Regions from separate parts of the Homo sapiens genome. Here region 2 is linked to region 1. A link is a contact called in ENCODE Hi-C or POLR2A ChIA-PET data. All regions are on one chromosome and are shown on one strand. The core of a region is the stretch at or near the end of the contact, and the rest is flanking DNA. Distances in the headings are between cores, read along the strand shown.

Region 1 (7,482 bases), core at 1,425-3,924:
TATGTACAATTATATCGATTGTACAAATCAATTTCTTATATACATTAGGGAAATTTCTATTTAAGGAACTATTGCAATGATTCCTTTTGTAATGCAGAGAAAGCTTTAGATCCTGGTTTCTAAGTTTATTCCAGAGAGACTGTAAAAAAGACATGGTAGTGTGTTGTGTTGAGGGAAGGGAAGCAGCTGACTCGGGACACAAAATGAGAGTCTGTGTAAATCATTTCTGAATATGGTACAACATGCAAAAGTCTGAACTCACCATCACTTACTGGCTAATATGTTCCCATAATAAGTTAGGTAGGGAGCAGGGGACAGAGGCAAAGGGATTTAGCACGCATAAAATATGGCCACTTATTCAAGAAACATATAAACATAGCAAGTACAATATATGTAATAACTAATATGCTGAACAAATTAATTGAAAGGAGTCTACAAGGAGTCTTAATACTTTAAAAAGGAGTTTCCTTAATTAAATAAAGAAAAGAGTAGGGAGAAACAATAACTTTTAAAATGCTAAGGGTCATTACTACCTGAAGATCGGTAATAAAGATAATACATCCTTAAAATTAAAACACAGGTCAGTGTGGTCCTAGTGCCAATTTCCTATTAAGAAGGAGAGTGACAACTCTACTTATGAGGAAATTCAGGCAGCTCTGAATCATCTATGCCTAAAACAGCCATCACCCAGAACAGCATATTCTGGCAACTTCTGTTACTTCTCTGCTGTTTATAATTATGCCTCATGTAAAATCTTATTGGTAATCTCACTGTTCAGGCTACTATCATCTCTTGCCTGGATAACAGCAATAGGCTCCTCAGTGGTATCTCTTATCTCTGTCTCTAGTCTTGTTCCACTCTGAGTGCTGCCAATGTTCTTTCAAAAACACAAATCTAATCATGTCACTTCCCAGCTTAAACCTTTCTAAAAAGGCTTGTAGAATATTCAGATCCCTAAAAGTACTCACAAGGCACAGTGTGATCTGGCTTCTACTGACATCACTAGTGCCAATTCTTGCCTGGAAAACTTTCCACTCTCCCTAACTCCTATACTCTTATCAGGTCACTGTTTAGTTGCCTCTTCCAAGAAGCCCTCCTTGACAACTCAAATCTTACTGATGTTGCGTCTTCCTCTTACTTATATAAGGAACAATTTCAATTTTTTTTTTTTTAAACGGAGTCTCACTCTGTCGTCCTGGCTGGAGTGCAGTGGCACAATCTCAGCTCACTGCAACCTTCCGCCTCCTGGGTTCAAGCGATTCTCCTGCCACAGCCTCCTGAGTAGCTGGGATTACAGGCAAGCGCCACCACGCCCAGCTAACTTTTTCTATTTTTAGTAGAGACGGGGTTTCACCATATTGTCATTCTGGTCTCGAACTACTGACCTTGTGATCTGCCTGCCTCGGCCCCCCAAAGTGCTGGGATTACAGGCGTGACCCACCGCACCCAGCCGAACAATTTCAATTTGCAGCGATTCCTTTTGCACACACTAACTTTTAATTGTTTGCTGATCTGATTCTTCCTCTGTAAGTTCACTGATGACAACCACATCTTTTCATTGTATCCTTAACATAGTGAGCATATTTCATCCCTATTGCCTAGCATAAATATTTGCTAAACGATTAAATGTCTTAAAACATTACATAAGTGTGTCCAAAGCAACATGCACAAACATACACACTATTTGGAATATCTGCTATTTTGAAGGATCTATATAAAAGCAGCTTTCTATTAATAACGGTAACTTGCAATGATCATTTTCCATGGCTACGTGACAGCCTTTCCGGTTAACGGCTTTTATTCATTTATCCTCAAACCGTTACTGAGCTCCTCTTAGGTACCAAATACTGTGCTAGGTACAAGGGACAGAAAAATGAATGGGAGAGGATCCTTTCCTTTAAGAGACTAGTAGGAGGAAATGGCTAAAAATAAAAACAATCAAAAGGAGAGAAGAGAGAGAAAGAGGAAGGGGCAGCGGGTTGGGGCAGGAAAACTTAGTGCAGTGATGTAACTATACACCAGGTACAGTGAGGTCACAGAGAAGAGTATGGCCAGTTCTGCCTGGGGTATTGGGGGAAGAGGAAAGGGTCTAAGGAAAAAAAATATGAGAAACTTTGCAGACACTACCCTTTCATCCTTATATCCTTGTGACAGCAAAGCTACCTATGTTTACTGTACATGTTAGGTACTATGCCAAGCTCTCCACATATATTATTAATTCTCAAAGCAAGCCTATGAGGTAATATAAATAAGGAAACTGAGGCTTTGAAAGTTAAAGTGGCTCTCCTAAACTCACACAGATAGTAAATGGCAGAGCCAGGATTCAACCTCAGGCCTGACTACAAAAACTGAGTTATTAAGCACTCTGCTATGTGGTATTCAACTGTTTGAATGAATGATTAGAGATAGTTCAACTATGTCTTAAAAGATAAGGGTCCACTGAATATTCTTAGTTCTCTTTCTAGACAGTAAGGAGAATGATTCTTTGCAGGTTCCATGAAGTGAAGTGTGGCCCTAAGACTTACTCTGGCTGATAAAATGTAAGTAGAAGTGACGTGTGTCACTTCTGAGTAGAAATTTTAACAGTCAGTGAGTGACTTACTACCTCTTTCTCTCTCACTGTGCCAGGATGACTGGCGAAGCTCCCGAAAGCTCCAGGCTGTTTCATCAGCCTGGGCAACAGAGGAGTGCTCCCCAGTGAACCCATGTGAGTGAGCAATAAACACGCCTTGTTTTAAGTCACTGAGAATCTGCGTTGTGTGCTATGGCAGTACAACCTAGCACATCCTGACTGGTACAGTGAGGATGGTGATTTTGAAAAAAGAAATTATATGAACACCAAGTAGTACAGTCTACTCAAAGAGAGAGGCTGTCACTTACTTTTTCTTTGGCAGTTTGCCAGAGTCCAGCAGGAGTGCCCATATCTGATGAGTCCCTGCCATGGCTATCCATAAAATGTCACCTCTTTGGACCTCTGAACCTTTATAAAAATAAATCATTATTATTATATACATATCTGGTTAATACAAACACTCCAATGGTTTTAAAATGTTAAATTTATGGAGGATAACAATATGTTTGTGAATCATCTGATAAATAAAAATATCTGCAATGTTTCAAGTTATCTTTGAAAATTTTGTTTTCTTGTGAAAGGTTTACTTTGTTAGACTTGTAATTTTACCCACAACAATTTCACAGGAATCCAAAGTATTCTTACCAGCAGTAAGTCCTCTGCATCTCTGCATCTGAACTCTGCCTCAGCAGTTTGTTAATTTTACAACGAGCATTAACAATGTTTTAAACATCTGATTTCTTATTTTACATGACATAAACTATTAAAAGTGACACTGGCACACATATATTCTGGGGACTGTCTCTGCTTAATCACCTTAAAACTACATCAAAAGCTTTCCACAATTAATTTTTAGCATACCACAATGTTTCAGTTATTCTAGAGCCACAACCCGGGACTACGAAAATGAACAGGAAACCTAAGCTCATAAAATATTCTGTTATGTTACATATACTGGCATCCAAATAAAAGGCTCAAAGCACACGATGCACTTAGAGTAATGCTTGGAGGCAATATCACTCAAATGTTAGCCATGATCATTTAGTGAATCTGGACCTTAATTTTACATATTTGTACTAGGAAAACATAAATACATTTACAAACTGAACAGCCCTTCAATAGACACCATAGAGGGTAAAAAGTATAATACAACCTCTTCCACTTAAGAAGTTCATTAATTTTACAGTGAGTATTAATAATGCATGTATTACCAACAGATCATATTTGGTACCTAAGAAAGCACTCAGTTTAGAATTGCTTATTTCTGTTAAATCTACCATAAATCTAAGATAATAAACTTTTAGTATTAAACAATGAAAATGACTTTTATGTTCCTGCATAGTCAATGATATTATCAACTATGGAAATGACCAAGCAAAACAAAAACTTCAGTAGGTAAGAGAAATAAAAACATGGAAAGCCCACGAAAATGAATAATCTTATTCATTCTAACTTAATTTGGAATGTTTTCCATTCACAATATTTCAAAGCATTTATTGGTTCAAAATTTTTTTTTTTTTTTTTGAGGCGGAGTCTCACTCCGTCCCCCAGGCTGGAGTGCAGTGGAGCAATCTCGGCTCACTGCAAGCTCCGCCTCCCAGGTTCATGCCATTCTCCTGCCTCAGCCTCCCGAGTAGCTGGGACTACAGGCACCCGCCACCATGCCCGGCTAATTTTTTGTATTTTTAGTAGAGACGGGGTTTCACTGTGTTAGCCAGGATGGTCTCGATCTCCTAACCTCGTGATCTGCCCACCTCAGCCTCCCAAAGTGCTAGGATTACAGGCGCTCATGAGCCACCATGCCCAGCCAGTTCAAATACTTTTTTTTCTTTTATTTATTTATTTATTATTATTACACTTTAAGTTTTAGGGTACATGTGCACAACGTGCAGGTTAGTTACATTTGTATACATGTGCCATGCTGGTGCGCTGCACCCACTAACTCATCATCTAGCATTTGGTATATCTCCCAATGCTATCCCTCCCCCCTCCCCCCACCCCACAACAGTCCCCAGAGTGTTATGTTCCCCTTCCTGTGTCCATGTGTTCTCATTGTTCAATTCCCACCTATGAGTGAGAATATGCGGTGTTTGGTTTTTTGTTCTTGCCATAGTTTACTGAGAATGATGATTTCCAATTTCATCCATGTCCCTACAAAGGACATGAACTCATCCTTTTTTATGGCTGCATAGTATTCCATGGTGTATATGTGCCACATTTTCTTAATCCAGTCTATCATTGTTGGACATTTGAGTTGGTTCCAAGTCTTTGCTATTGTGAATAATGCCGCAATAAACATACACGTGCATGTGTCTTTATAGTAGCATGATTTATAGTCCTTTGGGTATATACCCAGTAATAGGATTGCTGGGTCAAATGGTATTTCTAGTTCTAGATCCCTGAGGAATCGCCACACTGACTTCCACAATGGTTGAACTAGTTTACAGTCCCACCAACAGTGTAAAAGTGTTCCTATTTCTCCACATCCTCTCCAGCACCTGCTGTTTCCTGACTTTTTAATGATCGCCATTCTAACTGGTGTGAGATGGTATCTCATTGTGGAGGTTCAAATATTTTTAAAATGCTACATGAAAAAATGTAAATGATTATGTTTTCAAGTCCTCTACCCAGTTCTCCCATTTTTCTCAATGAAATGTAATTACTCCTATGGTAATGTGATAGACCACTAAAAGAAGAGGGCTCCTGAAAGCATTCCTTCACCAATTCCTTAGCTTTGGAACCAGGTGGGTCTGGATTTGAATTGTAGTAGCTACATCACTTTCTAATGTGTGTGCCTCCATTTCCTCATCTGTAAAATGAGCACATCATCACTCTCTACATAAGATTACTGGAAGGAATAAAACAGTGTAAGCAAAGCACCTAACATGGTGCCAGGCATCATGTTAGGTGCTAAATAATTTGCTGTCTTTCAACTTCTATACCTTAGTGTGCTCCCTCCTTTCTCATCCTAGAAAGCTTACATCCAGATATGAACATTCAGATCTCTGCTCAAGCTTCTTCCCTACTCCCCTTATCTAATACCACACACCCATCATTCTTAGCTCCTTACCTTGCCTATTTTTCACTGTAGAATTTATCACTATCTTACATGTTACATATTTATTAATTTACTGCCTTTCTCCTCTACTGAGCATAAGGTCTAAGAGGCCAGCAGCTTTGTTTTATTCACAGTTTTATTAGCAGCACATAGAATAGTGCCTGGCACATGCCAAATGCTCAGTAGGTATTTGTTGAATGAGTAAACTTTCCCCTAGAAACCACAAAAAAAGAAAAAAAGCCCTAAAGCTATCCTAATGATGGTTGGTATTTCCTAATAGTACTAATGATTCATCTCTAATCCCAGAAGTCTGCTATAGATGTGAACCTGTACTATTATCCTCTCAAACAATGATGCTGAATGGGAGTGGCAGCCCACCCTAAAAAATGCTGTGGATATTTGATGGGTAATATATCATATGATAATATAGTCATGCCAGATCACTTACATAATGACTACACTATTTTATTATAAATTATGCTTATTTCTTCTCTATATTTATATTATGTATATATCAATATATAGCACAGGTGGATTATACTACCTATGAATTTCACTTTAGGTATGGTAAAGGAGGCTTTTCATAAAATGTATTATAGGAAGGGGATCTGGGATCTGATAGGGCTGAGAACTCCAAAGCCACACATAACAATAAAGCCTTTCAACATCTCCAACAAGCTTCCATTCATGATAAAAACTCAGCAAACTAGGATCAGAAGGCAATTTATTTAATCTTATAAAGAACATTTTTAAGAAAGTCACAGCAAACATCCTACTTAAGAACAAAATCCTACAAACATCCCCGAGAATAAAAATGAGACAAAGATACCTACTATCAACACTTCTATTTAACACCTTATGGAGGTCCTAGTTTGTGCAACAAAGAAGGAAAAAGAAGCAAAGCACAAAAAGATTAGAAATAAAACTGTAGTTATTAGCAGATGACATAACTATGCACACAAAATCTTCACAATTTTATACAGGAATTTAGCAATGTTGTTGGGTACAGGGTCAATAAGCAAGGATAAATTCTTTTATCGGTTTACAGCAGCAAATATACAAGAAAATTTATAACGACATTCAAAAACATCAAACACCTAAGGGTAAAAAAGATTTATAAGCCTTCTACACTAAGAATCATTATTGAGAGAAATATAGACAGATATTTTTATACAACTTATCTTGATTGAAAAGTCAGCTCCAGCCAATGTTAGGACCTTATGGGTAACAAGACTGGAAGGTTGACCAAGTAAATGAAAATAAAAGGACTCCATCCTTTTAGCTTCTCAGGTCATAAGCCTTGGAGTCATCTTTAATTCCTCCTTTTTCTCACATGTCACACATGATCCATCAGCAAATTATGTAGGCTCCTTATTCAAAATATATTCAAAATCTGACCACTTCTCACCACCTCCACCTTGACCTAAGCCACTATCAGGGATTACTGCAAGAATTCCTTCTGAACTGGTTTGTCATCCTGTTCCCACCTTGAAAACTGCATTTTTCTTTCTCTTTCACATCAATGTCCCACTCTAAGAAAATCTCATAAGGGTGAGTTAGGCAAATTTAGCTCTAAGCTTTAGGAACAAAAACATTTGCTTTTCTTAGCTTGCTTTTAGAGCCTCTGTCTTGGCAAAGGAGAGCTATGTTGGTGCATAGCTGAGTGAAAGATCAAATTTAACTTTGTTATCTAGTTCTCCAAACAGGTCGGTCTAGCTCAGCTGGGGCTTACTATAATAAGGCAAAAGCTTCCCAGTGATAGATAAAGTATGGGCATTGGTTTAGTTTTGGTCTCTGTGTACTTATTTCCTTCAGATGCCCGAGGAAAGAGAAAAAGTAGAGAAGCAGCAGC
Region 2 (7,482 bases), core at 1,808-4,307, 200 kb before region 1:
GTGGTGGGTGCCTGTAATCCCAACTACTCGGGAGGCTGAGGCAGGAGAATTGCTTGAACCCAGGAGGTGGAGGTTGCAGTGAGCCGAGATTGTGCCACTGTACTCCAGCCTGGGTGACAGAGCCAGACTCCCCCTCAAAAAAAAAAACAAAAACAAAAACAAAGTGGGCCTCCTGTGGGTGAGCAGAGTCCCTTCTGGCTTGGGTGGGGAGGGGAGAAGATGCGCTTTTGTTAAACCCACAGGAAATAAGTCAAGGTCAAAAAGCTGTTTGAATTGGAGTCAGATCTATCTGAAGAAGTCTAATTTGTGTCAGAATCTTTGTCATTCTCTGCCTGTTGCTCAAATAGGGCATGTGATTATTGAACAAATCACGAGAGATAAGGAGGGCTGTTTCAGCTTTCCCTGGAGGTGGGGTGAGGGTCATAAGGAGTGGGGACTGGGGACCATGTATTATTTCCCAGTGCTGCCTAGGATCGAAGAAACAGTTTGTTGTAAATATTAATTGAATCAATGTTGCCTGAAATTAAAGGAACATTATAATTCGTGCCTGTGTGTATAACCCTCAGGCAATTAAACGGTGTAGAAGTCAGTCAGTCAGAGGCCCACTATGCAATAGCAGCTGTGAGGCAGTGTTTCCCCACCTAAATAAATTGTTTTATTTGATAAAGAATTTTCAAGCTGGATGCGGTGGCTCATGCCTATAATCCCAGCACTTTGGGAGGCCAAGGTGGGAGTATTGCTTGAACCCAGGAGCTCAAGACCAGCTTGGGCAACATGGCAAGACCCTGTCTCTACAAAAAATAAATAAAATAAAATAGCCAGGCATGGTGGCACGTGCCTGTGGTCCCAGCTACACAAGAGGCTATGGTGGGAGGATCGCTTGAACCCAGGAAGTTTTGGCTGCAGTGAGCTGTGATCATGCCACTGCACTCCAGCCTGGGTGACAGAGAGAGACCCTGTCTCCAAAAACAAAAAAAAAAAAAAAAAAGGAATTTTCAAACTGGGGCATATGGACAAAAGTTCACTCTTCTTACTGGGTGTGAGACCTCAGGTGAGTTACTTAACCTCTTTGAGCCTGTATTAGTTTGCTAGGACTGCCATAACAAAAGATCACAGACCGAGTGGTTTAAACAACAGAAAGTATTTTCTTACAGTGCTGGAGGCCAGACATCGGACATCAAGGTGTCAGCAGGTTTGCTTTCTCCCGAGGCCTTTCTCCTTGGCTTGCAGATGGCCACTTTCTTGCTGTGTTCATATGGTCTTCCCTCTGTGTTTGTCTGTGTCCTAATCTTCTCTTCTTATAAGGACACCAGTCAGATTGGATGAGAGCCCACCCTCATGACCCCATTTCAACTTAATTACTTATTTAAAGGCCCCTTCTCCAAATATAGTCACATTGTGGGGTTCGGGGGGGTGGTTAGGGTTTCAGCATATGAATTTTAGGAAGACAGAATTCAGCCCATAACAGAGCGCCAGTTTCCTCACTGGTAAAACGGATAAAATTTGCCCTCCTTTCTTGTTTTGAGACTCAAATGAGGTAAAGTAAGAAAAAGGACTTTGGAGGGTGTCAGGTGCTAGACAAAGGAAAGTGGTCATCCCATAGAGGTGGGACAGACCGCTTCGGACGATGTGCCTATAGGTCTGGTGAAAAGTTGTATTCTCTGTACACACCCAAGATTTGGAGGCCAAGTTCCTTGTGAAAAGATACATTTGCAAAGAGGCTACTAAATGTCATGCCTTGTTGGGAATTTGAGCCTAGAGTGATATTGCAAATAAAACATTCATTTATTTATCCATCACCATCATCGACTGCACGCCTACTCCGTGCTGGGCCCTGTGAGGGCCCTCACCTATTGCTGAGGCCAGATGGCAAGGAGGCTGGGTGAACTCAACAGGAAATTGAGCAGAGAGTGGACTCCTGGTTTGCCTTCTCTACAGCTTTCAGGGAGCTTCACTGAAAATCTCTCTTGCAGTCAACAACTTCCCTCTGGCTTTCTCTTCCTCAGTTATAAATGGCTTCTCAGGATCCGGAAGTTCGGAAGAACTTGGATGTCATCCTGGGTCTGGAAGTGGAGCCACATGGGTCAAACTCAGGCTGGGACGAAATTCACTTCCTGTCATTCTTAGGGACTGGGTATCTGACACAGTGAGATAAGCCTGGGTTCTATGAAAGACAAGGGCCAGTTACACACACCTCTACACAACTCTCCCCCCAACACATGCACACACACATACACACACACACATGCACAGAGTCCAGAAGAGCTTGCACCTTGGCTAGAGAAAGCAGCATTGGTAGTTTTTAGTGTTAGGAATTTCCAACCCATACTGAAAGCGTGTGCTTAGTTCACAGAGGGCAAAATAATACCATCGTGCACCACTGACCTCTGTCTCTTGGCTTTTGAAATTTCAAAGCTGAATAAGAAGCATAATGCCCACCCCGCCTACCTCAGCTATGGGAACCCCTTTTCTGTTGGGCTCTACTTCATGTGATAGGGGTGAAAGAAGATGAGAAACACAGCTCTGTACCCCCATGGGCATCCAACAGCAACATGGTGACACCTTCATTTCTTTTTGGTGCCAAGTCCTGAGTTTGAAGTCTTATTCTTCAAGAGGAATCCCAAGAAGAAATAAGTCAGCAGCTACAAAATGAATACTGCAATACATTGAGGTAGACACCAGCCTACAGTCCTAAGGCAGGAAGGGGCAAAAAGAGCAACAGGAAAGTACAGCTTGCTACATGAAAAAAGCAATCTCAAAAGAATGGGAAGATGGACCTCAGGCATTTAAGGTTTTACCTCGGAACGCCAGACTATTCTGTATCTTGGAAACACTCTTTCTTTTTCTTTGGACTTCAATCTTTATTTCCAAATCAGGACTGGAAATGGGAATTATGAAGCCAAAAATATCAAACAGCCTCAGATCCTTTGGTTAAAAACATCAGCGGCAACACACGACTGAGCTTACCTCCCCCATTCTTGACATTTCATTATAAGAGGAAAACCACAAGCCGAACTTAGCAAAGGCTGTTATAATTAACTCACAAGCCCTCGTGTGCTTACTAGTGGTTTTTAAGTTTCTGAGGCTTAGATGTAATGTAAGATGTGTTATTTAATATGCATTATGGAGGGAGGAAACAAAGACACATTTTTATTCTCTTTTGCTATACAGCAGCCTGGTTGGTTCCATTCCATCCATTTAATTTACTGTTTCCAGGCACAAGGGAATTGTTTCCATGTGACACTTATCTATATAAATTTGGGATAAACGGAATTAACGTGTCAATTGAGGTTCTTGATGGCAAATAACAGAGACCAAGTCTGGCCCTGTGAGGCAAAAAAGGAATTTATTAAAGTGTATTAGGTGACTCAGAATCCCAGGAGGCTGCAGAGTGAAGCTGGGAGGCTGTGTATCCCGCGACCATTCCGCAAATCAGTTCTAGCGGTGGTCCGGTGGATGGATACCCTCCTGTCTTTGCTCTGGGCAGAGATGCTGCAGCTTGCCCTGAGAGCACCCTGACATTGCACAAGCTGCTGGGTCTCCTGTAAACTGGCTGTAGTGGCCACCATCCTGCCAGTGCGCCCACAAGTCCTAACTGGGCTCCCCTGGTTCTCATTTGGTGCCCCCTTCTCATGTTCCTCCTCTAAAGATCTCTACTCGAATCCCGCTCCCTGCCCATTTTGGTTACCCTTACCCAAAGGAAGGGGGCTCACACTCTAGAAACACACACACACACACACACACACACACACACACACCCCCTGTACCCCAGTGGCTTTTGCCCAGGTTGGAGTCATTTTATCCGCAGTGGCCCCTGGGGCTTCATGGTCAGTGATGTTGAGAGAGGTGGTCCAGACCCTGTGGTGATCAAGTTCCCCAGGCAGGGTCTCCTTGTTCCCAATCCTGCCGTGGACTTGGAAGGCACTCCTGATTCTTTACTTAACCATTTAGAGCAAGCTCACACATGTCTCCAAAGGACAGATGTCAAGCCTTGGGAGACAGTATATTCTGAACTCATATCAGGAAAGAAGAGTCTTATATTCATTGCAAGGTTCTTTTCTGACATGGTCTGTGAGCCTCATTTTTATGCAGAGTGGTTACCTTGGAATCCCCCAAGACAGTTTCAGGCCCACACTATTTTCTATTGGCTACTCCCATTGGTGGACCTGGCCAGGGCTCCTGGCTGACTGTGTATGGCAAGATCCTTCCCCATCTCCCTCTTCGGGGTGGGGGATAGTACAGGGCCCGGTGCTGATGCTTCCCATCACCATGTGATGTCACTCCTCATGTGCGGGTGGGGCAAGGCCATATACAGAACATTTGAGGTGGTGGAATTACCAGCTTGAGAATTAACCGTTCCTACTTTTCTCAAGTTGTAAGCTCTACGACAAAGAAAAAGAGGTAGCTTTTTTCCCTTCTTATCCCAAATGAGGAGCCAGGTTCCGTGTCCTGGATGTCTGAACTTCTTTTATCTCCAAGGAGCATTAGATATCTTTGTTTTCAACAGTCGGAGTTCCTGTGTGAGACAGTACACAACCCACTGGAACGACAGGGCTCTGTGGGGTGAAGAGGAGGACAAAGGGAGCAGAGCCCCAAGGCTGGTGGGAGGGCAGGAGAGGAGACTCTGGAACAGTGCAGGGCACTCCCACGGGCAGGCACTACCTCAAGGAAGGTGACAACTTGGATAATGGCTGCCTGCCTGGAGGCCAGTGAAGGACAGGGTACTGATCTGTCATGCAGGGCCCTGATAGCCAAGGCAAGTGTCTCCCAGTACCGAACCTAGAATGCAGGGGCTGGCAAACTTGGTATATTAGTCCGTTCTCACATTGCTGATAAAGACATACCCGAGACTGGGTAATTTATAAAGGAAAAAGGTTTAATGGAGTCACAGTTCCACATGGCTGGGGAGGCCTCACAATCATGGCAGAAGGCAAAGAGAAGCAAAGGCACATCTTACATGGCAGCAGGCAAGAGAGCTTGTGCAGGGAAACTCCCATTTATAAAACCATCACATCTCATGAGACTTATTCACTATCACGAGAACAGTATGGGGGAAACTGCCCCCGTGATTCAATTATCTCCACCTGGCCCCATCCTTGACACGTGGGGATTATTATAATTCAAGGAGAGATTTGGGTGGGGACACAGCCAAACAATATTGCTTGGCATAAACTGCCTGTTGGCACCAGGATGGACCTGACCTGGGCTTGCTGAGCTAGTGAGGCTTGACTCAGACAGAACCACAGCACTGGAAAGACAGCGGTGGGCAGTGGGCTATGCCCACAAGCACATAAGGTGATGCAAGGCAAACCAGCTGAGTACGACCCTAGACTTAGAGAATTGTTTAGGGCCCCTCTATGTTCCCAGAGGTCCCGTACAGCCCAAGAGTAGGGGTGGCAGCACCAGAGAGTAAAAAGGATATTGGATTTCTTCCTAACTCTTCAAAAGACACTTGTTTTGGAATGATTTCAGATTTGTGGAAATGTTGCAAAGATCATACAGAAAGTTTACGTCCTTCACCCAGCTTTTACCATTGTTACATTTCCATGGTACATTTGTCAAAACTCAGAGATGTCATTAGTACCTTTTATTACTAACTAACTTCCAAACTCTGTTCGAATGTCACCAGTGTTTTCATTAGTGCCCTCCTTCTGTTCCAGGAGCCACTTCTGTGTACCTTAAAGCATCTAGTCGGCATATGTCCCCAGTCTTCTCTGGCCTATGACAGTTTCTCAGGCTTGCCTAGTTTTTTGTGACCTTGACACCTTGAATAGTACTGTCCAGCTAGCCTGTGGAATGTCTCCCAAACTGGGTTTGTGGAGATTTTTCTTACGATTAGATTTTTCTTATGATTAGTGGTGGGATTTGGGGAAGTGCCCTTCTTATCCCATCACATGGAAAGTATACCGTACCCACATGGCATCACCAGTGTGCCAGCCCTCATCACTTCATTAGGGTGATGTCTGCTGGGGTCACCACTGAAAGAATTCTTTCCCCTTTCTCTATTCTATTCTTTATAAGCCACCCTAACACCTTTTAATTTGCAATAGAAAAATAAAGAAGTGCGATGCTATTTGCAACTGAGTGTCATGGAAGAATTCTTGCCTGTTATATTTGTCTTTGAGCAAGGGTTTTCTTGAAGCCATCAACCAAAAGTAGTAACTCTAATGGTAGGAATTTCAGGCTTTGTGACAGTTGGGTGTGGGCGTGTGGGCTTCGGCGACAAACGTAAGCAGCGTTCTCCAACCTACCACTCAGGCAGTGCCCTGCTCCGCCTGGATATGGGGACAGACCACGGAGAGTTTGTTTATAAAACCTTGGTATAGGGTTTGAAAACTTAACACTCCTATACACACGAGGGACCATCTTACCAATTATTTTCTAATGCAGGATGTGAGTGCACATTTAGAAGGGGTGTTGATTGTTTACTCAGGACAAATTAAGCATCTTTGGTGTGGAGCATAATTAAAGAAATATGGTCCCTTTCTATTTCAAATCCAATGAGACAGTCACTCGATTTCAAGAGCAAGACCTTTCCCACACCTTTGAAATTGGAAGCTATTCAAGGATAGCTATGGAGACAAGCATGCAACAACCCCTACGTCAGTGTTCATGATCCTTAAGTAAAGGGATGCTGCCTCCAGAGTCTTGTTGTTGCCAGTTTCAGCTATTTTTCCAACTGCTTTTGATGACCCTGAGAGTTATGGATCTTCAGACTTAATGCTTTAGACAGAAAGTACTTTTGCCGTTGGAATCAGCAGAAAGTTTCTATGAATCATTCAGAATATCAGAAATGACAGTCAAAGTAGTTACTGGAACATTACAGAAGTTGTTTATGGGGCTTCTGACTTGTAAAGAAGCAATGAATTTTGCAGCAGACTTAGAGCAATAAAGCACCATGATGTTTATTCACATGCTGTGCTGTCAAAATTAAAATTCAGTTCCATACATCTTTGACTTGGATCTTCAATAGAAATCATCTCCTAATATCCCATTAACGGGGGTTGTCACCATTGTTCTGCAGAAGGTTAGAGTGAGGTGGAGATTTGATGGAAGTCTTTGAAGAGACTGTGGAAGTCAGGACGAGGCCTATGTGACTCTGAGTTCTGGAAGGCCTGGCTAACCTTCCTGAAGTCAAGCTTCTGACTTAAAGATCAACGCTGAAGCTTACCTCCCACACCCACCTCCATCTGGCTCCATTTTGACCTCTGCTTTTATTCAACACCTTTTGTGGATGTCGGGCTGCTGGGCAGAGGATAAGAATGAGATGCTGCTTGTGGTCCTGAGAGGCTCAAAATTTCGAGGAGGTAAAGGAGGGGAAGGGAGGCCTGAGGATGAACAACTGGTCAATTAAAATCAGTGGCTGGGGTTACCCAGGTGACAAGGTGGGGTGGGGAGGGCAGGACGTTCTGGACAAAGACAAAGCAGGTTAAAAGGGCTAGAGACAGGCTTGGAGAACTGCACGTAATTAACCCAACTCAG

Evidence for each region. Hi-C counts contacts between places; a loop is a spot of excess contacts on that map. ChIA-PET counts read pairs that join two places held with the same protein, here RNA polymerase II (POLR2A). Pooled maps may share reads with other maps.
Region 2: a loop to region 1 is called in a map of heart left ventricle, with 2.4 times the contacts of the local background. The contact joins two enhancer-like sites. A Hi-C loop is called at or near these places in 18 of 168 maps with a recorded cell type or tissue (Caco-2, PC-9, Panc1 and 10 more), 1 of 37 single-sample maps with no recorded cell type and 23 of 50 pooled maps. POLR2A ChIA-PET finds 5 or more read pairs at or near these places in 1 of 52 experiments (Panc1).

What each region holds. Positions count from the first base shown.
Region 1 is chr10:113,893,608-113,901,089 of GRCh38, reverse strand. NHLRC2 (NHL repeat containing 2) reads right to left here. Exons shown (of 11, transcript NM_198514.4): 6 at 2,881-2,980. Among named protein-coding and RNA genes, the nearest start is that of NHLRC2, 43 kb to the right of the region's middle. Within about 2 kb of position 2,674, at least 2 of the 41 ENCODE cell types and tissues checked have a DNase peak (open chromatin) inside an H3K27ac peak, as active enhancers do.
Region 2 is chr10:114,091,651-114,099,132 of GRCh38, reverse strand. No RefSeq gene overlaps it. Among named protein-coding and RNA genes, the nearest start is that of ADRB1, 52 kb to the right of the region's middle. Within about 2 kb of position 3,057, at least 3 of the 41 ENCODE cell types and tissues checked have a DNase peak (open chromatin) inside an H3K27ac peak, as active enhancers do.